3 separate regions of the Mus musculus genome follow, and regions 2 and 3 are each linked to region 1. A link is a loop called in an ENCODE intact Hi-C map of the cell type or tissue named here. Cell type or tissue: left cerebral cortex. All regions are shown on one strand. Each heading gives the region's core, and the rest is flanking DNA. Links, peaks and the distances in the headings are about the cores only.

Region 1 (8,184 bases), core at 1,360-6,359:
GGCCTTCACCACTAAAGGATTTACTCACACTTTTGTCAGATTTTATTTATACATGCAGTAAAGAGGACCCAAATCCTAATGAAGGCTGTTAAGGCCTATGATGGGAAATACAAAGGGATGCAGAGAGCAGGCAGGCATCCAGGCTCCCCTCGGATGCCAGGTTGCATTATGCGGAATCTCTCTCCCGTAGAAATGCCGAGGCCTCCTTCATCCCGAGTGCTATCTCAAGTCAGATCCTAACTTGCTGCTGAGGGAGAGGGGCTGGAACAGAGCTATTAATAAACAGTGTGAATAATTAGGCTTCATGGGAATTTACTGGTTTCCTTACATAATAGATTTATTCTCAAATCTTTTTCAACTCTATCTTGCTAGAATGCTCCATGGCCAGTGGATTGCTGTGTCGAGTGTCTGCTGGGAACATCTCTGAAGCTGCAATGGGAGCAGATATGGGCAACATGCTTGATCGTAATGACTATTCCTGATCACTGAGCATCATTTAAGGCCAGCCCTTGTGCCACACACTGTGCCTACATGATGTCATCTAACCACACAACAGCTGCTGCCAGTCTTGCTTTAAAAACAAGGAAACTAAGGCTTCGGAGAGGGGGATGTTATAGTTACCCAAGGCTACATACCAGTCCTTGTGGAATTGTGCCTCCCTAGTCTGTAACAAGAAACCCCAGGCCTTTGGCCATTCTAAGCCAAGTTCTCTTCTAAAGACTAGAAGAGACAATGGTGCTATTAAGAACAAAGACTAGCCTAGAAATGGGACATGAATCTGTTTCCTTCTCTTTTGATTACTGAATACTATGTAACCTTGAGAAAAATACCCCCATGTCTCTGTCACCTCCCCATTTTCAAGAATTTGCCTATGGCTTGAAGGAACCTGACAAGCTTCTAGAATTTTTATTTCAGAGCATTATCTTCCCCTAGTTAGCAGCAGAGTGTGGAACACACATATGCTAGCTCCTAGACGCTAACAACTGAACCCATTTTTTTCCATAGCTAAAACATTTGAAACTTTGCCACTGTGCAAAGAATACGGGGATGGTCTAGGATTTCCAAAGCTCGGAGTGACTGCCAAAGATGCAGTAAGATATCACACATTTTTCTTGCTCACCCACCTCTTGCCAACACTGGAGATTCAGATTCACAATGACAACCAAAATAGAAGTCCCACAAGGTAGTTAGGTTCTGGCAACTGGAGATGAAAAGCTTAGTAGAACCCTGTGGCCTTGCCCCGTGTCAGACACCTTTCTGTGAAGTCCCCGAGAGTTCCTGATGCTTCGTGTGCTAGAACAGCTTACACTATTAGTAACTTATATTCTCTACAGGCAAACAATGCCACTGGCCATGGGATCACAGAGAAGAACACCAAAGACACAAAAGACCTTTGTGTGGATCATGGGTTCTAGTCTTCAATGCTGCAACAAATGGATCATGGCCATAATCCTTTCAAGAAAGGCTTAACTCAGAAACTACAGAGCTGAGTGCCATGTTAGCCAGTGGTGTTTAAGAAAACCCATCAGTGTGTTTACAGCATGAATGAGCAGAAATCGTACAATATGTTGAGGGATCTATCTATCTATCTATCTATCTATCTATCTATCTATCTATCTAGTATTCTATTTGTAGGGTACCCATACAGCTAAATAGGAATGGGCCCCAGAGAAGGGTATTCAATGTATAAGGAAGGAAGGGAGAAAGACAGGAAAAGAAATTGAAGAAGAGTGTTTGAGCTGGATATTAAGGGATGAGTGGAGACATGGGACAGAGCCCTAACAAAAAATAAACAATTCTTCACTTACTGTACTACATTTCATGAGAGAACGGCTGCTTAGCCAGAATCATGATATTTCCTCAAAGGAATTTTGGTCACCTCGATGTGTAATGCTTTGATCACCAATGCATCTACTCCCGATCCCTTTTCTAAATGCGGCCCACTCTCGTTTGCTTCTTAGGAACCTTACTGTGAAATCCACCCCAAACTCTCTGTCATGGACACTGTAATGGAAGATTACAGCGAACAAAGCATGTACGTCTCAGAACAATCAACAAGGCGACATGAAGAGAGAATCTGGGGCCCATGGGACCCTTGGCCAGACAGACACACATGATTCAAGCACTGGGCAACAGGGTGAGGAAAGCCAAGGACTGACTCTACAAGGAAAGATTTGTGGGAACAAAACAGAAGATGAGCAAGGCCGGGCACCATTATTATAGCTACTAAGTTTAATGTCTCAATTGATGACATAGAGAGATCAGAAACATCTTTTAAACTACAAAGTGGGGAGAAATAATTTAAATTCTTATCAGGTTTGGCAATGAATTATTGACCCTCTACTCGGTGCTATTAGAGAGTACCACAAACAACAATATGAACTAACCTGTACCCCCCAGAGCTCGTGTCTCTAGCTGCATAAGTAGCAGAAGATGGCCTGCCTGGTCGGCCATCATTGGGAAGAGAGGCCCCTTGGTCTTGCAAACTTTATATGCCCCAGTACAGGGGAACGCCAGGGCCAAGAAGTGGGAGTGGGTGGGTAGGGGAGCAGGGCTGGGGGAGGCTATAGGGAACTTTCCAGGTAGCATTTGAAATGTAAATAAAGAAAATATCTAATAAAAAATTGAAAAAATATATATTAGAGTACCACAGATGGAGAAACAGAGAAAAATATATCATTAGAGACTATGAAGTGCAACATGAAGGCAGAGACCCTCTGTGTTGTATGGAGATGAGTAAAAAGTACAGAGATCAGAGCAAGAGGAAGCCAAACCCATTGTATTGTGAGCTCCATTCCTGTGGCTACAGTGTTTCGTTATTCTTGCCCGTGTAAACACAAGTGCCTCCACCTTCCACTAACAACGCCCCATTTTCAACCTAAAAGTTCTGGAAAACACATTTAATGCGTTAGAATCACAAGAAAAGTGTTAATGTATGAGAGCGCTGCAGGCTAGGTTAACCTGAACATTCCCTGGGAAGGTTGCAACCTGCTAAGCTGAACGGCACCAGAACCTATGGTTACTTACCTGTATCTATCCTTTTGTTCAATAAACGTCTACCATCTGATGAGGTAGAGCCGGTTTCAAAAATAAACTAGGAAAGTCCCTTTCTTGAGAGCTACAATGCAATAAGGTAATATGTATTGATGCCAATAACCAAACATGAAGTTTATAGAATCACTATGTAAAGGGGTCCTTCTCTGAGAGCTTAATGAATACTGTTTCATCCTTCTAAAAAAAAAAAAAAACTCATGAGGTATGTAATATTGGCATCATCTTGGATATACGGGACTAAAGTATAGCAAGGTAAATTTGTTCATGACTCTCAGAAAAAGTAAGAAGGAAACCTGGTGTGTCTTGCTCTAGGGCCATGCCTCTGCTTGCATGCAGAGAAATGAGTTCTGGGGGGCATTAGAAAGAAATAATGCTTCCTAAATGAATGTTATGCTGTTTTTCAAGGAAGGAATTGAGAGCTCTGGGCAGTGGATCCCTTTCACAATCCACACAAAGGGAAGAAAGTCTGTATGTGGGAGGCAAGATGCCATGGCTCTGTGCTTGATGCTGGGAACAGATGTAACGCCATGGCTCCGAGTCAGAATTTTCCTCTCCAAGGAGTGAGTCTGAGGCATTTAACCAGTCGGCTCATGATGTGCTTAAGAAGAGGCGAGTGTATTCTGAAATAAGCCTTCTTCCCAGATGTTGCTGAAGATTTGGAAATGGCAGAGTTGTTCCAAAGAACAAGCCAGCTACATAACAATGTTTTCTTGAGCATTCAATCCAAACAGGGTATTATCTTATCTATTTCTTTGAAGAGCCAACAAGCGTTAAAAAAAAAAAATTGAAGGGTTTTTAAAAAAGGTTTTGTCTATGCTGCCTAGCTTTATAATCCAAAGGCTTAGTTCACAGACTTTAAAAAAAAAAATCCAGATTAATTCACACTTGAGCATTTGGGTGAAATAGCTATTTTCTAACAGGCAGGCCAATTTTCTTCTTTCTTCAGTATGTTCCTGGCTTTGTCATTCCAGTTTATTCTCTCGTGCAGAGAACACTGCACTGTAGCCTGTTTTCCTTTGATTTTTGTTTTGTTTTGAAATCCTAAGAGAGCATCATTCTACCACCCTTATTTTCAATAAAATGCAAATAGTGTATATATTTAGAATGGATTGGTAAATAATTTATAGCCTATATAATAAATTATTTATTTACTCCAGGCATACATATTTAGAATATGATCATGCATATTTTATAGTCTGTGCCACTGCTAACGAAACAAATTAAATCAGCCTGCTGTAGCTCTGGGCTACCCTGAATCACACACACACACACACACACACACACACACACACACACACACACACACACATTGCAGTGTTCTGCAAGCAATCATGCCTCGACATACTTGTCAAAGTTATTGCATTGCAGAATTTTCCAGAACATTCAGGCTTAGGGGTCTCTTTCAATCCCTCTTCCTCGTTTATTACCTCCCAGTGTTACTTTCTCTCCAACCTTTATGTAGCTTAATATGTACCTGACTCATTATTCCTAAATCAATACATTTTTATTGAGTGCTGACACTGCATAATTGATACTCTAGGTTTACTCTGAATACTAGAAGAATATTAACTATGGCTCTTCTATAAAAGTGACAATCCTGATAAGTTATATGAACACTTTAAATTTAATAAACTGATGTACATATAAATAGAAAACTAACACAACCAGAACAATGTAATTATTATAAATATTATTCAAAAGATATAACATTTAAGTGGTTAGAGAGATACCATTTGGCAGAATTCTGAATTTGAACATATATGGAGATTTTGAGACTTGTGACTAAAATGGACTTCCCTGCACATCACTTATATCACTTCTATTTTAGAAACTTCTATCCCATATATACATCTATTTAATTGAGACAGAGTCTCTCTTAACTTACCTGAATCTAACTATATAGCCCAGGCTAGCCTCAAAGTCACAGAGATCTGCCTGTATCTGCCTCCTGGCTGCTGGGATTAAGGCCTAAAAAACCATGCCTAGGATTATTAAACATTTTAAATAGGTACACTGTGAAATACAAAGCATATGTAAAATGCAGTCATAGAGAACCATCAAAGACCAGGGCATTTGAATACAAGATCATGTACTGCACATAGCAAGACAGTTTTAATTCTAAAAACTCTCCCTTTGGAACCTCGATGAAGAACTACTTTAAATCCATTGACCTGCTTTTTTTTTCAAGGCAGTGCCTCGGTGGTCAGCCATGTCATGCTGGAGCGGGGTATCTCCTTCCCAGTCCCTGGCTGTCAAAAACTCACTAAAGTGGACGATGAATATAACCTTTGCATTTTCTGTGAGAAGCGATTGGCCACAAAAGTAGCTGCTGGTGGTCTGAGTGAAGAAGGGTGATGTGGTCCAAATCATTGGTGGAAACAACAAACAAGGTTTTCCCATGAAGCAAGGTATCTTGACCCATGGCAGAGTGTGCCTGTTGTTAAGTAAGGGACATTCCTGTTATAGACTGAGGGGAACAGGAGAGAGGAAACATGAGTTTGTTTGTAGACATGTTGTGGATGCCAATCTGAGTGTTCTCAGCTAGGCTATTCTTTTTTAAAAAAGGGAAGGATATACATGAGCTGACAAATACTACTGTGCCTCACGGTTGGAGCCAAAAGAGCTAGCATAGTTTGAGAGCTTTTCATTTTCTCTAAAGTTAATGACTGCCAATACAGTGTCAGAGAGCCCAGGACCCAAGTACCCAAGATTCAGTGTTCTGTTTTTCCACATACCTTGTTATGTGAATGGTGATACATTTTGCTAAAGAAGCAACACACTGAGACAACACAAGGAGGAGGCTTCAAATGAAGGAAGCCAAAGGGAAAAACCGGCTAGGAACAGATCACCAAGAAACAAGGGCTGTCCTCAACGAGAGCCGCTTCTTCTAAGTCTAGATCCAGGCAACAAAAGTGACAAATAAATGACCAGACCTTGAAAACAAATCGACACTATTTCCAGAGTATTTTCTACATCCCTTGACCTTAACTTGTGCTGGCTACTCATTGGAGTCCTCTCAGCAGTGTTCTACCGAGTATCTTGTAGACTGCCCTCTTAACAATTGAGAAATAGACTTCAAGTCATTCAGGCTCCAAAGTCCGGAAATGCAGCGGTCTCTACTGCACTGTATCCAGATAACTACGGCATAAAATTCAAGAAAAATTGTAGCCTCCCACAGCCTGAAGCAGGCTGGTGCAGACCTTGTCGCTACTGAGGTGGAGCCACCTGGGCTGTAGCCTTCCGACCTAGATGGCTCTATTGTTCTGTCACCTGCCACTGCTCTTCTCCGAGAGACTCTGCTACCTGCTGAGTGGCCCTTGAGATTATTTCGGAGACTGCATCCAGCAGATCACCTACAGGCTGGCGACAGGCACCAAGAATGGATTGGTGGAGGACGGGCCTCCCCTCTTTATAAGCACAGACCCTTAGTAAACTTTGGGGCCTTGAACAGAAACATGTCTTGGCCTCCATTATTTCATACAGCTCCAGCCTCCCACTCAGGAACCCAGTTAGTGTGGCCGCAGGCAGCTACAAAAAAATTACTAAAGAACAGCTCTGACACCAAAACCAAGACCCTAAACTGAGCTGCAAGACTAAGGACGTCCACTATTTGGGGACTGCAGAAGACAGGCATGTGACCGCTAACCCTGCTTTGCAAAGAGAGGAAACACACCCTGCACTTGCCCAAACAGCTTGTCTCAGGGAAAAGCTAAGTCTGTCATTCCATTCCCAATGTAATCACTTGCTCCTCCCTTATCCTTAGCTACCAAAGGATCCAGCTTGGAGTATGTAATCCAAGTTCTCCTGAACGCTGGTCATTGAATGACTAGGTCCTGTAACCTGATCACAGTGTAGCAAGAACTCCAGATGCCACTTCTCTGGCATTAAATAAAGTTGCTCTAGCTGCCAACGTCTTCTAAATTCTCATCATCTATGTTTTCTTATAGAGTTAATGCTCACTTACTCTTAAAATCGTTGCCCCTGCACATGGAGAGAGGACGCTGGGAAGTGTGTGACGAGTCCTTGGCAACAGATCAATGTTTGGCAGTGTCTACACTTGAATCTTTAGGCTGTCTGCTTTTGTCAACTGTCTTCAGCATTGCGTCCACAAGGACATCATGATGGGTGTGAAACACAAATAGGCACTCAAACAACTCCTGAGGAGGTTGAGGGCCTAAGCAGTGAGCATGATTAGCAGAAAGGAGGAGATCAATGGAAAGGGAATGGACAGACATGGGTCCAAGATGATAATACAGTGTCAGAATGACAGGCAGTGAATATATATGTTGCTTAGGAGTTTAAAATTGTTAGAATGTATTAGTTGTACCCAATAATCATGTCATATATGCATTTAATGTTCTTTAGCCATGTTTTTTCCCTTTCTTGTCCCTTTACAGCACTCTGTATCTCCAGAATTCTTCCCAAGTAGTACATATTTTATACTTTCATATCTTTTACAAAGATCTGGATTCTACAAATGAGAGAAGATATGATATTTGTTTGACATTGGCCTTTTCATTTGACATGGAGATCTCCAATTTTACAACCATACTTGTTTTATTTGTGTCCAAATAAAACCTGTATGTCAACTATATTTTTTATCCATTAAACCAGTGATGGACACTTAGGCAGATTCCACAAATTGACTATTGTGACTAATATACTAAGCATGATGCACAGGGTCTCTATGGTATGTTGATTTAGAGTCCTGTGGCCATACACTGAACAGTGATACAGCTGGATCATAAGATAGTTCAATTTTTAGCATGTTGAAGAATTCCCATACTTATTTGCATAATGGCTGGATTAACTTAATTTGCTCCAACACTGCATGAGGCCTCGTTTATATCCCCCCAACATTTGTTTTTGTTATGACTGGAGTATGATGGAATATTAATGAATATTTTATATTTCTCTCATAGCTAAAGATGCTGGACTATTTCTTCATGTATTGGACGTTTGTATTTCTTTCCTTGTTGAGCTGTTTGCCTTTCTTATGTTTAATATTTTCAGCTCTTTATATATTCTGGATCTTAGTCTGCTTTCATGGGCATAGCTAGTAGATATTTTTTCATTCTACATTTTATCTCTTTACTCTGATAGTCTTTGTTCTGCAGATGCCATTTGACT
Region 2 (8,184 bases), core at 1,821-6,820, 45 kb after region 1:
GGTGAGGAAAAAAAGATCTAGTTTCAACAAAAGAAAAAAAATTCTAAAATGAAAAAAAAATCAAGTGACTGTCATTAATGCTCCAGGGCACACATAAGTTATGACTGCAGGCATCTCAGGCTGTTTGTACCATCTCAGGCTGTTCGCAGAGTCGACGCGGTCATCTCCAAGAATGGGCAGAGTCGGAGCTCATCCCTCTGGCTTATTCACTTGATGTGATACAAGTAACCATTATGGTCAGCAAAAGTGGACTTCAGGGGACAGCCTACATCCAGAAGACCGGAGTAAATAGTTAAGGACCTCAGCACCTACATGAAGAAAACTGGCACAGGCCTGGCATAGTAAGCTTTTTGATAGTCTCTGGCTGAAACGATACCGTGCTGATGTCGGGTGATGGCACGATGGGACATGGTAGGTAGCAAAGCCAGTGGAGTCAATCTGCTAACGATTAGGATCTCCTAGCCTTAGCGTCTGCTGGATAAGCCTTTGTAACTCCCCCGTCAATAGTCTCTAATGTTGGTGGTATTTGAACTGCCCCTGAATGCTAAGTGGAGACTGGTGTTCTCAAAACATGTCACAATGAAATAAAGTCTATTGAATGGGGAACAAAATCATCATTAAAAGAGGCCATTCATGCCGACAAACCGGGTGTGTGTGTGTGTGTGTGTTTTTAAAGTCTGTCTTGGATTTTAAAATTAGTGTCCAAAAGATCTACATGTTTAAATTGGGATCTTTATAATTGTTTGTAAATTGGATTTTTCATTAAAATAAAAAGAAAACCATACAACCACATTATATAGTTGTGTGTTAGAAACTATGATTCCTTGTGGGGGGGGCTAAATGACATTTTTTAAAAAGCTAAATATTTTCCTCAAATGTAGGACAGCTTTAGTTTAATTTCTACCCCTGCTTTCTATAAAGACTATGGACACAAACCATAATATGCCTTATCCTCTCCTTTCCCCATCTCTAATGCTGGATGACGTCTTAAGTCCTCTGCAGTGCTATAAAGGCGATTCTGGTCGCATTCACTTAAGTAATGCCGCCCTTATTAATATATTTGTGTGATTCCCATTTGAAGACTCATTTGAAGCCTCACACTGCATGCAGTTGACAATACTTCATAGTCTTGCCCCCACTTGACACCCTCCCTGCACCCAGGCTACTGAGAGTTTTGTTTTCCCTAGTTTGCACCTATAGTCTCTCAGCCTGTTAGCCCCAAAGAAAGCTCAGGGAACAGAAGGAAGACTTAGACAAAGCAAGGGACTGGCCCCTGGACCTGGTTGTAGGGAGAAATTGGCTTCATACCTATGTTCTCTCTAGTCCTAGAGACTGTGTACAGCATAAAGAACAAATCCACATTATAGGACTGACATCCAAATACTGGCTCTGTCACTCTGGTTCATGTGAGCATGAAAGAAATGTTTTCAATTTGAATAAGACACGGCTCCTTTTCTGTAAAATGAGAACAATGTTAAGAAGTGATTAGAAAGTGTGAAAGTGCCTGGCATAGCTGCACACTCTGAGTGCTCACCACAGGCAGGGTGACACTCATTTCTTTTCTTTCTGGAATTCCATTGCTTCCCAGAGTTCTCAGAGGTTAGCAACAAGAGTTCCATAAAGCAATAGTCTATGTACCATAGAGACTCAAACAGAAACTTATGTCCTCCTTGGGGTTTGTTCACAATGAGTATTGGCTCAATAATCACCTTGTTTAAGGTTATCCTAAGGTCATCTGCTGTTCTCTCCTCTGATGCTTGTGTTTAAAAATACATGAGGACTTTTCAGTTCAGAATCATGGGAGAGCGAAAGAACATGAACCTCAAACATGATAAGGATATATTTTAGTGTCCCTTATCCCACCCTTTGGATGACAAGTGCAAATTAGTATCTATCAAAAGGGGGCAGAGTTCTGGACAGCAGCCAGAGGAAAGAGACTGTGGCTAGGAATGATCTTGGTCAACATCAATGTTGTTTCTAATCAGGGATCAATATGTGCCCAATTGGAATTCTGAGCTTAGACCTGTCAAGGCTATATCTCTATAGTAATTTTTAGTGCTACATCCAAAGAGACCCAGTTATAAAGCAGAGGTGAAGCTGTATAATAGCTGGTGAGCTCCTGCTCTTAGAGGCGCTCACCTGGTAAGGACAGAGGTGAGGCTGGGTGGAGCTGGGGCCTCAGTGGCTGAAAGACTCTGCTTTCCTTCCCCGTGGTGGCTATAGCCCTCCACAGCAAACTCGGGAGCTGAAAATAACGTGGTTATTATTTTATGTTCTGAAAGTCAGAAACCCAGCAGGGTATACAGAACACTGGGCTAAAATTATAGCTCTTCATAGGGTTGGTTCACTTCGGAAAACCGAGAAGGTAACATGTTTGATTTTGCTTTGTTGTCTTAGTTTTTGACAGCCATCACATTCCTGGCCATATGGCACCCAGCCCGTTTCAGTAGCAGTAGTGGTGATGTACATTAAGTCCTCAGGGCTCATCACAGGGACTCTCTTTCCAGCCTCTTCACTGACAGAGGCTGGTGTGCCCACAGTGGTCCTTCCTGGGTAATCTAGGGTCATCTACATACTTGAAGTCAGTTGACAGATAAAGCTAAGTCTAGTCGAGACCTTAATTTCACTACACGCTGCTACATAGCTGAGTATTCTGAGCTCTCTTTGGGAGGAGAGGCTTATTCTGGGTCCACAGGGTTTCGTGTTTGTAAGTACAAGCGTGGCAGGAGCTGTAAAGATCGTCAGAGCTTTTTGGTTTTTGGTTGTTTCTGGAAGGTGACGACTAGATTGAAACTGTCCCCAAAGACGGAGATTAAGTAACAAAGGAGAACTGAGAATAAATAGAACAGTAAGACTTGGAGAAAGAGAGAAAGAGAGAGAGAGAGAGAGAGAGAGAGAGAGAGAGAGAGAGAGAGAGAGAGAGAGAGTTCTTTTCCGCTGACTCACACCCTTCAACAAAGAGATCCCATTTGAAGGGCCTGGAGAGAGAGATGGCTCACAGGTTATGAACACTGGCTGCTATTCTAGAGGACCTGGGTTCAATTCCCAGTGCCTGTATGGTGGCTCACATCCATCTGAAATTCCAGGTATAGGGCATTTTCTCTCTTCTAGACCCTTTGGGCACTACACAGACATACATGAAGGCATAATACCCATACACACAAAATACTAAAATAATTAAAAATATATTATTTCGTTTTAGAAATTCCATCTAACTATAATGGCGGGAAAGAATACTACACATGGTACTAGTGGAAATAAATGAGGGACCTAGCAGTTGTGAATCATTAGATTTAATATAACACCATACCTCTGACTGTATTTGCTATGGCCACAAAACAGCATTTTTTATTTTAGAGCAAGAAATTTTATTTTTAGCTTTCATTGAATCTATTTTAGCTCTCTTCAGTGCCTCTTTCTTTCTTTTTTTTTTTTCTGCCTTGACCTAGTATTCAGTGACTTAAAAATTGAATAACTACTAAATGTGCCTGCAGGAGGTGAGAGAATACATCATAAACAGTCTAGATCAAAGTTTTAGTGAGCATTACGTTAGATGCAACAAAACAGGCACTGCGGAAGTGACACAGCACATCGGATGAACTTTTTTGAGAGAACTGTTGTAAGACACTAGAGAAGCAAAGAGGACAGGAGTCTGTCTACCTGGAAGCCCTTTAAGACATGAAGGCCTCAACTCCTGGACCAAGCCGGGTCTGAGCTGAGGTCATCACTGGATACATTGGATACACTGTAACTGGATCAATGTTACATTGGTGCCTTGTAGTTTAGAATCTGAACCATGTTCAGAATGCTGGTTGTTACCTATCTAATTTCTCTTTCCATAAATATCCCTGTTATTTTCTTTTTACCTCTCCACCTGTGTTCAGTTAAGCTTTTCTTGCATTTCATATACCTTGTAAGCCACCTTCAATCCCCTATGGAACCAGCTAAGGTGAATCAGATCAATTTATAAAACAGTAATAGGCATGTGCCTGTGGTTAGCGTGTGCTCACCAGCTTGCTCCTGGCTGTTTTGAGCTTTTTCTCTTGAGAGTCAGACAGGCTTCTTTGGGGCTGTGAAGCTCTGCTCTGGCAACTCTTCTGAATTCCCTGACTTTTCTATGGTTTTGTCTCTGAAGAATGGAAAATACGTATCTACATTCCTGTAATGCAAAATAACACACAGAATCTGGCTATGTTTTCTTGTGTATTTCAGATGATCTTCTCAGGTGCCTTAATCTCCGTTACTTCATTTTAGTAGGAAAAGGAGACAGTCCTAGAGCATCAGGAAATGAAATGCTTTCTAGGACTCTAGTATCCACAGAATCCCAGGGTTTGTTTGGAAAAGATCTATAGATTCTAGTACTATTTATCTGTGTGGATTCCATACCAGCTTCTAAAGTAATGCCTTACTTTGCCATACTAGAACAACTTAAAACAAAATAGAAAAAAAAAGAAGTAAAAATGAAAAAAAAAAACCCACAAAATACAGGGGTATTTCTATCTATAAATCAATAAATCTCATTAAATATATCTCATTAAAATCAATTCATAGTAATTATTTCTCAAATTATTCTCTTACTATATACATTGATCCAACCCAAGATCTCAAACATCTTTAAATTACCCCAATGCATTTCATTTATACAAGGAAATAAATGCTGGAGACAGAGAAGGAGGCTTACACAGCATAAAAACCTTTTAGAGAAATTCAGGATATTTTGATTTTATCCTAAAGAAATGAAAATCATTGAACTCTTTGACTTAGAATAGCATCTGAGGTGTATTTGGCAAATATAATTCTGAGTACCAGTAGAGACTGAGTTTGAGGAACCAAAATAAGACAGTGAAAGAGGGTACCAATGTAATCCAGGGAACTTTGATAACCGCTTTGATGGAGATCATAGCATTAATAGAAAGTAATAAAGCTGACAAAATTAACATCTTAGTGTTATCAAATTTGCAGAATTTGCTGGTGAACTGGAGTTGAGGTATGAAGGGAAGAAAGATACCTGACAGATAATGTTCTGAATTGGTAGTTACTCATGTTCTATGCAAATGCAAATCACCTCGAGGAGCCAGGTTAAACAAACAAACAAACAAACAAAAACAAACAAAGACTTGATAATTATTAGACCCTCAATCCTTGGAATAGTAATGAGATTCTGAACTTTTTTTTTGTAATTGTGTTATATACTCACAGTACAATTCCAATTATCTTCTATGTGAATGTTTATGTGCATAGAAACATATATACACGTACACATACTTAGGAAAAAGTTTAGATGGAATTATAGTAACATGTTAATAATGGTTGAAAGTACCAAGGTTTTGAGCAAATAAATGTTACCACTATATTTATTATAACATTATAATTAAAGTTATAACTCAGTTACTTCACAACTCTTCTTTCACTGTTACAACCTCTGAATAATTTCTGTTTTCAGTTCATTGAGCAATCAGATTAAGGTTCTACATATGACCCAAGATAACCTCCTTCCTCAAGATTATTTATTTTAAAAAAGTGAGTAGTATCCCCTCTTTCCTGTAAGATGACATATTTAGAGATATAAAGCTTGCAGCATGGACATCTGTAGAATGCCACTGGTCTCTATGTCCCACTTTTAAAGATAAGCTTTAATTAAGAATATTTCTTGACCTAACTACTTCTCAGCTGCTCTGTACTATTAATAAATGGTGACCGAGAGTTTCCAGGTCTCCCTCTGCTCCATCAGAAAAATTGGTTGATTTACGTCTGCATCATCTCCGATAACTGATCGTGACTTTCTTTCCTCGTAGCAACAGACCTGTGAGATAGTCACTACAGGGGTGGCAAGAGAGGCAGTTATGCACTTGTTAAGCCTGTAACAGTTTGATAGAAAATATTTTCAGCAAAATCATAGAAGAAGATTTCTCTAACCTAAAGAAAGAGATGCTTATTTATGTACAAGAACACCAAATAGATTGAACCAAAAAGAAAATTCTCTTGCCACAAATTACTCAAAAGTTAATGAACAAAAAAAAAGAATATTAAAAGCTGAAGAGGAAAAAGGCCAAGTAATATATATTAGAATTATACCTGACTTCTCAATAGAGAATTTGAAAGCCAGAAGGGCCTGGGCAGATAGATGTCATGCAGTCTCACAGGTGCCAGCCTAGACTACCATATTCAGCAAAACTTTCATTCACCATAGAAGGAGAGAACAAGATACTCCATGACAAAGCCAAATTTAAACAATACCCATCCACAAATTCAGCACTACAGATGAAACTAGGAAAAAAAAAAAACACCTCCAACCTTAGGAGGTTAACTACACTCAAAAAAACACAGGTAATAAGTAATTTCACACCAGGAAAAAAAAAAAGAGGGGAAACACATACTACCACCACGAAGAACACCAAAATAAGAGGAATTAACAATCATTAGTCTTTAATATCTTTCAACATCAATAGATTCCCTGTCAAAATAGATATCTACAAAACATTTCACCCCAACAATATATATATATATCTTATTCTTAGCACCTCACAGAACCTTCTCCAAAATTGGCCATATACTTGTCACAAAGCAAGTCTCAATAGATGCAAGAATATTTAAATAACCTCCTTTATCTTATCAGAACATCCTGGATTAAAGCCGGACTTCAACAACAACAGAAAGGACAGAAAGCCTACAATCTCCTGAAAACTAAATAACTCTCTACTCAGTGACCACTGAGTCAAATTAAAAATGAAGGAAGAAATTAAAGACTTTCTAGACGTCAATGAAAGTTGTGCTCCTCCACCCTCCACCCTGCCCCCTCCAGCCTTGAGCTGGCTGAACAATCTCTGACACTGGAGCCAGGTGTCTGGCCTTGCTACATTTATATCTTCCTGACAGAGAACTGAGAACTGCCAGCCTGCTGAACTACTGAAGAGCCTACTTTGCAACTCATTCTGGCTGAAACAAGCAACAGAACCCAGCTGAAACAAAGGGATGGGTTTTCCCATATATATTTAGTGTCATACATTAAAATTTGAGCCTTGATCAGAGAGCTTTGTCTTGGCTTGTTATTTCTCTTGATCTCCTTCCCATCCATCTTCAGCTTTCCCTTCAGGAACCCAGTAACCCCTAGGTGGCTACAAAAATGAAGGCACAACATGCCCAAACTTATGGGACACAATGAAAGCACTAAGTACCATCATAAAGAACTTAGTGAGATCTCATACTAATGACTTAACAGCACACCTGGAAGCTTTAGAACAAAGAGAAGCAAATGTACCCAAGAGCAGTAGATGGCAGGAAATAATCAAACTCAGGGCTGAAATCAATAAAATTGAAACAAAGAGAACAATATAAAGAATCAGTTAAACGAAATTGGTTCTTTGAGAAAATTAACAAGATGGACAAACTAACTAAAAATAAGAGAGAATATCCAAATTAACAAAGTCAGTAATGAAAAGGGGACATAACAATAGCTGTTAAGGAACTCTAAAGAGTCATTAGGTCTTACTTCAAAAGCTGTACTCCACAAAATTGGAAAATCTTAATGAAATGGATGATTTTCTAGACCGATACCACTTACCAAAGGTAAATCAAGATCAGGTAAACTATTTAAACAGCCCTATAATCCCTAAAGAAATAGAAGCAGTGATCAAAATCTCCTACTCAAAAACAAAACAAAACAAAACAAAAAAACAGACAACAAAAAACAAAACAAAACAAAACAAAAAACCAGAGCCAGATGGTTTTAGTGCACAGTTCTACCAGACTTTCAACAAGAGCTTATACCAATACTCTTCAAACTATTCCACATAATAGAAACAGAAAGATCACTGGCAAATTAATTTTATGAGCCACAGTCACCTTAATACCTAAATCACACAAAGACTCATATGACAATGCCTGATGTAACCCACCATATAAACAAACTGAAAGCAAAAAAAATCATAGTGTCACATGGTTATCTTGATGCTGAAAAGCCTTTGGCAAAATCCAACACCCCTTCATGATAAAAGTCTTGGAGAGATCAAGGATACAATGTACATACCTAAACACAATAAAGGCAATAAACACCAAGCTGATAATCAACCTCAAGTTAAATGGGAAGAAACTTAAAATAATCCCTCTAGAATAATGGATAAGACAACACTGCACACTCTCTCCACATCTATTCAATATTATTCTTTTGAAGTTCTAGTGAGAACA
Region 3 (8,184 bases), core at 1,821-6,820, 190 kb before region 1:
CCTCCCTCCTCCCCACTAGAGGCCCCTGTTTTCCCCATTTTCCCTTTCAGATTCCTTATGTCCTGATATTCCTATCTCCATTGTTCACTCACCCCTACAATGTTCCCTTTTATTTTGCTGGTTCATGTAGTTACTGCAGGCTATGCACTTACATCTGAAGCTTTGGAGCTAGGAATCTCAGATGAGAGAGGACATGTGACATTTGTCTTTCTGGATCTGGGTTGCCTCACTCAATCTAATATTTACCAGCAAAGTTCACCATTTCCTTTTTTTTTTTTTTTTTTTTTTTTTTTTTGAGATGTGATCTTACTATTTAGTCCTGGCTGTTCTTGAACTCACTATGTATACCAGGCTGCTCATGAGCTTATATTGATCTGCACACCTCTATCTTCTGAGTGCTGGGATTAAAGGCATTCACTACCACCCCTGGCATTATATTTTTCTTTTAAGTTGAACAGTACCATATGGTGTATATGTGTAAGATGTGTCAACTACATGTGCCATTAGGAATATCAGTGTGTCACATGGTTTATCAAAACCAAGCAACAATGTCACTGGGTTTAACAAAAATGCTGTTGAGTCCTGAAGTTGCGGAGATTGCCTTTGTCCCAAAGCTTTCTCAGTTGTAGTACTTCATGTCTTAGGTCTTCATTTGAGAAAGGGAACTCCCACTGAAATTAACCAGACCATGGGAAGGGCTGTAGTCAACCCAGTGACCAGAAAGGGTAAAAGGGGGGGGGGAGGATATTCCATCAGGAGATTGGGAGGTGAAGTCAGGTCTTAGCATTGTTTCATTCACGCCTTCGTTGCTTTCAAAGTACATGGCTGCTAAATTTCTAGAATTTCTGCATTTTAATATAAATTTACTATGTACTGCAGATATGCCTTTTATTCCGAAGTTTACATCTCTACTCTCCAAAGTGTATTTATCTTTGTTTCTGTTTTTCCCCCACATTTTTTCCAAATGCATGCATCTGTACTCAGTGCTAACCATGCCTTTGATCTTTAATAAATTGTCATATCCATTTATCATTCTGAGCAGCTTCCACGTTCAATGCCAAGACTGTCAGTGCAATATAAGATCAGTAATTGGTAAGCATCCATCATTTCTAAAGTGTTATGTCACTGAGTTCTTGGCAGTCCACAATAGTTCACTAACCTGAGTCTTGTTGAGTCAGAATTAATGTCAAGTGTGTTTCTTTCTTTCTTTCTTTTAATGTAAAAGAATTCAAAGGAAAAAAGTCTACCCTAAGCATTGAAATTTTACTAAACCATTTATGTAAGCAAACCAGTGTTGTCAGATGCAATTCTGAGTGTTCCAAGCATGACTGGCTGACAAATCAACTGCCTATTATCTTACTGTCATTAAGATGGAGAGATAGTGATGAAGGAACCACAGGGGGACAGCCACATGGTAATTACGCTGGCTCCTTTTCTTTCTGGGAACTAAATAGCTTGGGATGCAGCCAGCAGGGACCTGTTAAGAACCTCTTACTAAAGGCCATACATTTACAAAATATACCTGACATTCTCTCACAGTTCCCAAATGCCTACTGATCTGGTTCTATCAATATTCACCTTCTACCAGTAATATAAAACACAGGAGAAAAAAAATACCATAAATGAAGGTGTCCATGTTGCACCCCACTTCCATCATAGAATTTTATTCCGCTAGGAGAAACAAGGCTGCCGAGTCCGGGAAGCCCCTACATCTATAATGGCACTCTACGAGGAGGCCTCTGACACTAGCAGCAGAAATGGCGGAATCATTGGGTTTCCAAAAATCTATTAGCTGAGTTCCTACTCTTGCTTTCAGAAGCTCGTCCAAAATCTCCATCCTTGCTGCTTCCAGTCACCACATAGCACTTGCTGTCATGCAGAACTCTAAACACAGCTGGCCAAACAATCAACCCAGTTAGGCACAGAATCTGAAGGGAGGCCATACAAGCAGACGCACCAGAAGAAAGAGCCACAAAAAAGAACGCTCAAACTCCCCCTTCTTCCTCCTGTTCAGTTTTATGTGTGTTCTATTGATCAGTTCAATGTAAAAACAGTGAAAGCCCCTTAACTTCTGGTTACTGGCAATCTCTTTCTATTGCACCTAAGCCAAGATGGACTCAGTGAAGAGTTTTCCTATAAATCTGTCCAATCCTCCTGCAGAAATCACCAAGGATGGCCCCAGAGTTCAGGTTTTATTACCACTTAGTTGGATACATTCAGAGGATGATAAGTTGATAAGCCCAAGACAGTGGTCATTTGGCTTGAAGATACGGTAGGAAAAGTACAATTGCTTTTTGAGAAGAATGTAAAGACAGAACATAATATTTTAGGAAGGAATATAGTTATGGAATGGAAGAGCACGGGGCACTCAAGGCATTCCTCTCTCTCTTTCCCGCAGTCAAAGATCCTTAGAATCCCCCTGACTCAACAGGGCTTCCAGCCATCTGAAATGGGAATTGCTCAGGGTCCACATGTTCAAAGGCTGAGCAAGTCTTGCTATCAGCAAATCCCCACGACCCTCCACTTTAACTGTGGCCACCTGTTACCAGAGGACTGAGATCTGGAATAAAGGGAGCTGCTAAGTTAATGGATGTAGGCGCAGACTCCTGATCTGAATGATCACTACTGGCCACTTTCATCAGGTTTCATTGGGTTTTCACCAATGGAAAAATTGTCATCTTTCAAAGCAGTGTATGACAACTGCCTATAATACTGCTTACACGGTAGCTACACATTTATCTTACTGGGGAATTAATTGAGGAGGAGCAAAATCAACCTTAAATGTATTAGTGTGTTTCTATTATGACTTATCTCCTCAACTCCAAATATAATCTTATCAAAAACTATCTACACTTAACAACATAATGGCATGGCTGAGAAATTGACTTAGCCATTAAATGTAGATGGCTAAATGTTGGGTGGTATTGGTGGCCATCTGGAATTCCAGCCTTGAAAAACAGAGAGGGATGCTCCCCAGAACAAGCTGCCTAGTGTTAGTAGTCCTATCCAGGAGCTCTGGGTTTGATTGAGAGACCCTGCCTCACACAGTTACATAGAAGATAGTTATTGAGGAAGGCTCCTGGTGACAACCTCAGCTTTTTACATGCATGCATCTTTACTTGCATGCATACCTTCATCAAAACATCTAAACATGCACACTACATACATGTACGTGCAGAAAAGGAAACAAAAAGTACACACAGGTGTGCACACACGTGCGTATCCACAGGAGTCCCCTGGTCCAGTGGTCTTCTTATATCCAAGGAGAGTCGAATTTTATAGCCCAAACTGGCTTTACCAAGACCACATTCAAGAGTAGAAGCAGGAGAGTAGACGTGGAATCAGAACTAAGATTTTCTCAGTCCCACCTGGGCAAAGATTATTTCAATTTTATAGAACTGTAGTAATATTCTAAGGTTTGAAATAAGCGTTTAGGGAAAGAAACAGTATACATTAAAAAAGGACCAACATGAATTTTGTTAACCTCTCCAGTAAAGTCTTTGAGATACCAGAATAAAAAAACGAAAAGGCACTCATGGTTACCTAGCAATGAGATGTCTGGTTTTATGTGTCATCTTGTTTGAGCTATCAACCTTTGGCCAGTTCACCAAACACTCGTTATGCAAGTGTCTATGAAAGAGTTGTTGGGAGATAGGAACATTGACTTGGTATGCTGAGGTGAAGAGATTCCCTTCTTTGCTTGAGAGGTTCAAATCCAGTGAATTCAGGGCTTGATGAGAACAGAAAGCCTGGCCTTTAGGTGGTAGGAACAGCCTGCTTTCCAAGTGGTTGAGCTTGGGACTGCAGTTGCTTCAGGCTTCTCGATTCAAACTGAAATTGAAATAGTTACCCTGTATGAAGACCAAGCTGTACATCTGCTACATGGGGGTGGAGTTGTGGGGGTGGGGTGAGGTTAGGTCCAGCCTATGTTCGCTCTTTGGTTGGTGGTTCAGTTTCTGGGAGTCAGTCCCCAAGGGTCCAGGTTAGTTGATTCTGTTGGTCTTCCTGTGGAGTCCCTGCCCTCTTCAGGTCCCTCAATCCTTCTCCCAACTCTTCTACAAGACTCACTGAGACTCTGTATCTGTTTCAATCAACACTGGGTTAGAGCCTCTTAGGGTACAGTTATGTTTGGCTCCCATTTGCAAGCATAACAGAGTATCAATAGTGCCAGGGATTGGTTCTTGCCCATGGGTTTCAATTTGGGCCAGTCATTGGATGGCCATTCCCTCTATGTCTGCTCCATCTTTGTCCCTGCACATCTTTGGTCTTTTTGTGAGTTGCTGCTTGTGCCCTGGACTGCCTGATGCCTGACCCTACTTACCCTTGGAGGTTGGGATGAGGTGGCACAGAATCAATGGCACAGACTCCAGGAGCAGGTGAGATTGCTGCCACAAGCTCATTTAATAATCCACCCACATCTCATTGGTCCCAAGCAAGCATCTCTTCCAAGCAGCAGTTCTCAATTGGCTGGTATTGTCTGCAGCAGCAATCCTTGGTTTCTCTGGCAGTCTTCAATTAGGTCCTCCTGCAGGAGTTGCCTTTGTGGTTGTGTGACCCCAGTAAAGCAGAGACAGCCACTGCCATTCCTTCTATAGTGAGGCCCCAACCACTGGAGCAGGGGCTGTCTCTGACTCTGCTGCCTGTTTGTGGATCCCATTCCTCTAACGGGGCTGCCTTGTCCTGCCTCAGTGGGAAAGGATGCACATAGACTTGCAGTGACTAACGTGCCAGGGTGGGATGACACCGGGGGGGGGGGACCCCTTCTCAGAGAAGAACGGGAAGGGGGATGGGAGGGGGAGCAGTATGAGGGGGTACTGGGAGGAGAGGGGGGGACTGATATTGGATTGTAAAGTGAATAAATAAATTATTTAATTAATGAGAAAAGAAAACACCCCCATAGGAAAAAGGGGGAAGAAAAGAAGAAATAGTTGCCTATCTCAGAACTGACCCCCCTCCTCTTTTGTAGACCTGAATTTAAATAGTAGGTCTCCTGGGTCCTTTAGATGCAAATAAGAGATTCAGTGCTCTACCTGCATCTCCATTTTGCTTACTGCATGTCTTGCGAGCCTTCATAATCACCTGCAGTAGCCTCCCCAGCTTCTCTCTCCAGGTAGGACTCTGGCTGATACAGTTAAACTTGTTAGCATTGTAAATGCCTCAGTTTTGCTATTTCTGCCCCAGCATTAGCATCTCCTTGAAAGCTCAACAATCAAGACTCACAAGGAACCCACTTTGCTCTGTTCAGGCAACTATGTTAAAGCGTTTTCTTCACATTTATTTTTTTTTTATAATTGTTATTTCATAACTCAACCTGTTAAAAGACAGTTTTCATACAGGACTGCATAATTCCCACCACATGCGAGATGAAAATTGTGCAGGAACCCACAGTAATGAATTAAAATTGTACTAATACTAGTGCTATATCTATAAATAGACAGCCATTCTCATTTATAGCTGAACACAGACATGCTGTGCTGTGCTTGCAAATGACCTGATTGGTTCAGGATAATAAATTGCTAAGATATTCAAAGGAACATGTTCTTTGGCTTGCAAACATCAAACAGGAAGGAGATAACAAGGATGGGACCATGCAAAGCATCAATTATACCCTGATACAATACAGCCTTAAGGGTCACATCCTTAGGTACAGAAAAGCCAAAGGCATCATTTTTCTCTAAGGAAGTCACACAGCTCCATTTAGTGCTCAGTCATTTGGCAAACATAGGTTAGTGTCTTTAAAGTTAAAAAGTAAGGTGAAGGAGAAATAGTTGCCGTGAATTCAGCAGTGAAATTTAGGGCCTGTTGTCTATTACAGACCTAGGGTAGTGGATATAAATGAAAGCCAAGGCACCTTAGTTAGGGTCTCTACCACTGTGTACAGACACCATGACCACAGCAACTCTTATAAAGGAAAACATTTCACTGGGGCTGGCTTACAGTTCAGAGGTTCAGTCCTTTATCATCATGGTGGGAAACATGGCAGCATGCAGGCAGACATGGTGCCAGAGAGGTAGCTTGTCATGTCCAACTTGGCCAGCAAGCAAAATGCAACCACCGGTTCTTCTTAAAGCAGTTTACTCAGGCAGCTTCTTTCTTCAAATCCCCCACCTCTCTAGTTACAAGTGTTTTTCTCCACTCCAGCTACAACCACACCCCCACCAATCACCACAGGTCACATCACCTCACCAGGCAGGCTTGCTCAGCCAATCAGGGATTAAGGGCAGGCCATCCACCAAATATGGGCTTGTTTACTGCCTGGAATAGATTTCCATCCGGCTGACCAGGGAGCCCAGAATGGCTTCCCACAATTCCCCCTTTTATATTTTATTTTATTTTATTTTTTTGAACAAGCTCCATGGGTGAAGATAGAGGTCTGATCCCCAGTGTGCAGAAATAGGGGCCATGTACAGGATTTCTTAGGCTCACAGGTTTTTACCCAGAGCAACCCTGACCTGCTCCCGTGCCGTTTTTTTCCTGGGGGAAGGACACTAGGACACTCAACCCTCATGCAATCAGACATACCTCCCAGAGATTGTCAAACAGCTTCCAGACTAACCTCTGTGCAGTGCTTAGCCATACAACCCTACAGAGCAATGTCTTCATTGTTCATTCTTCATGGCAGCTAGCCAAATCTGAAGTGACTGCCCTGCTTCCACTGTGGCAAAAGCTTGCACCACCATGGCGGCAGTGTGGACCTGGGCATTCTGGAACCGACACATACACCATACACACAACATGCATGCCAAAACAAGGGCCACAGCTAGGGCACCTATCCCAGTCCATTCTTTCCCGATGCCAAGCCAGGATCCACTCAGGTAGAATTGACAGTGACAATCGCCAAGCAAAGCTCATTCATCTTGCCATCAAAATTTGCAGTCCACTTTAAACACCAACAGTATTCCCCATCTGGGTTCCGTACCCATCAGGGGCAGACACATGCTCATCACCAGCAAGATCAGCTTCTTCATTTTGACAGTGTCGCACTAGCCGCTCTGGAACCCACACTGGCTCTGCGCGATTCTGTGGAAACATGCAAACAGACCCTCTCCCCCAGGCTAACATGGGATCGGGATCATTCCATGATCCTGTAAGCACATCCTTCCATTTAGCATACCCCAGTTTACTGGGGCTGGTATTAGCATGTCGTTCAGCAGCAGAGCGACCTTCCTTATCCCATTGTAAAAAATTTAACGTAAAAAGAGCTGAGGAGAGTCTTATCTTTGGGGTATGGCCATAGCCTATTCCCCCTTTTTGTTTTATTAATAATTCTTTTAAGGTTCTATGTGCTCGTTCAATGATTCCCTGGCCTTGAGGATTATATGGCAGGCTGTGTTTAACTTGTACTTCCATCTGTTGACAAAAAGACACCAGGGTTTTGGCAGTATATGCAGGGCCATTATCTGTTTTAAGTTGTTGGGGTTTACCCCAAGCTGCCCAGGCCTCCAAACAATGCTGTATAACATGGGAGGCCTTTTCCCCTGCCATGGGCGATGCATAAACTATTCCTGAACATGTGTCAATGGATACATGAACGTATTTCAATTTGCCAAATTCTGAAAAATGTGTGACATCCATCTGCCACACCTGCAGAGGGAGCAATCCTCTAGGATTCACTCCATAAGAAGGTGGGTGTTGAAACTCAAGGCAGCGTCCACAGGTAGTGACTACATCCCGAGCTTGTGCTCTAGAGATTCCAAATTTTCTCTGCAGAGTTTTAGCATTAACATGAAATTTAGAATGAAATTGTGAGGCTAACTCCATAGGGGATGCTAAAAATATGAACTCCATACGAGTACAATTATCCACAATATCATTTCCCCCACTTAAGGGTCCTGGAAGGCCACTATGGGCACGAACACGTCCAATATATAATGGTTGACATCTTTCCCACAGCAACTTCTGTAATTGTAAGGCTAAGGCTTGGATGGTACTACGAGCTTTTATTTGGCCTGTCACTTCTAGGGATAAAACTAAATTAACTACATATTGTGAATCCGAAATTAGATTAAAAGGAAAATCACAATCCTTAATGACCTCAATAACTATTTGTAATTCCACCATCTGCGGAGTACAGGGATACTGCCTGACCACAGGATCTTTCCCCTCTACCATATATACTCCACATCTGGTTTTTGATCCATCAGTAAACACGTTAACTGCATCCTTAATGGGTGTTTTCCTCAC

What was found. Hi-C counts contacts between places; a loop is a spot of excess contacts. Peaks named below come from ENCODE experiments on the same cell type or tissue, not always from the same donor. Only the 100,000 strongest peaks of a DNase experiment are listed, where the experiment ranks them.
Region 2: it touches region 1 in a loop (2.2-fold over the local background); 3 of 42 quality-filtered maps call a loop at or near these places.
Region 3: a loop joins it to region 1, with 2.3 times the contacts of the local background. A loop is called at or near these places in 3 of 42 quality-filtered maps.

Annotation. Positions count from the first base shown.
Region 1 is chr17:65,166,294-65,174,477 of GRCm38, reverse strand. It overlaps the pseudogene Gm49865. Among named protein-coding and RNA genes, the nearest start is that of Gm35228, 69 kb to the right of the region's middle. In left cerebral cortex, for the core only: no CTCF peak of the experiment used is centred there; a DNase peak (open chromatin) is centred at 3,583; H3K27ac peaks cover 1,284 bases.
Region 2 is chr17:65,121,641-65,129,824 of GRCm38, reverse strand. No RefSeq gene overlaps it. Among named protein-coding and RNA genes, the nearest start is that of Gm35228, 24 kb to the right of the region's middle. In left cerebral cortex, for the core only: no CTCF peak of the experiment used is centred there; no DNase peak of the experiment used is centred there.
Region 3 is chr17:65,358,942-65,367,125 of GRCm38, reverse strand. The region is part of intron 13 of Tmem232 (transmembrane protein 232); the gene reads left to right. Among named protein-coding and RNA genes, the nearest start is that of Tmem232, 180 kb to the left of the region's middle. In left cerebral cortex, for the core only: a CTCF peak has its summit at 3,776; no DNase peak of the experiment used is centred there.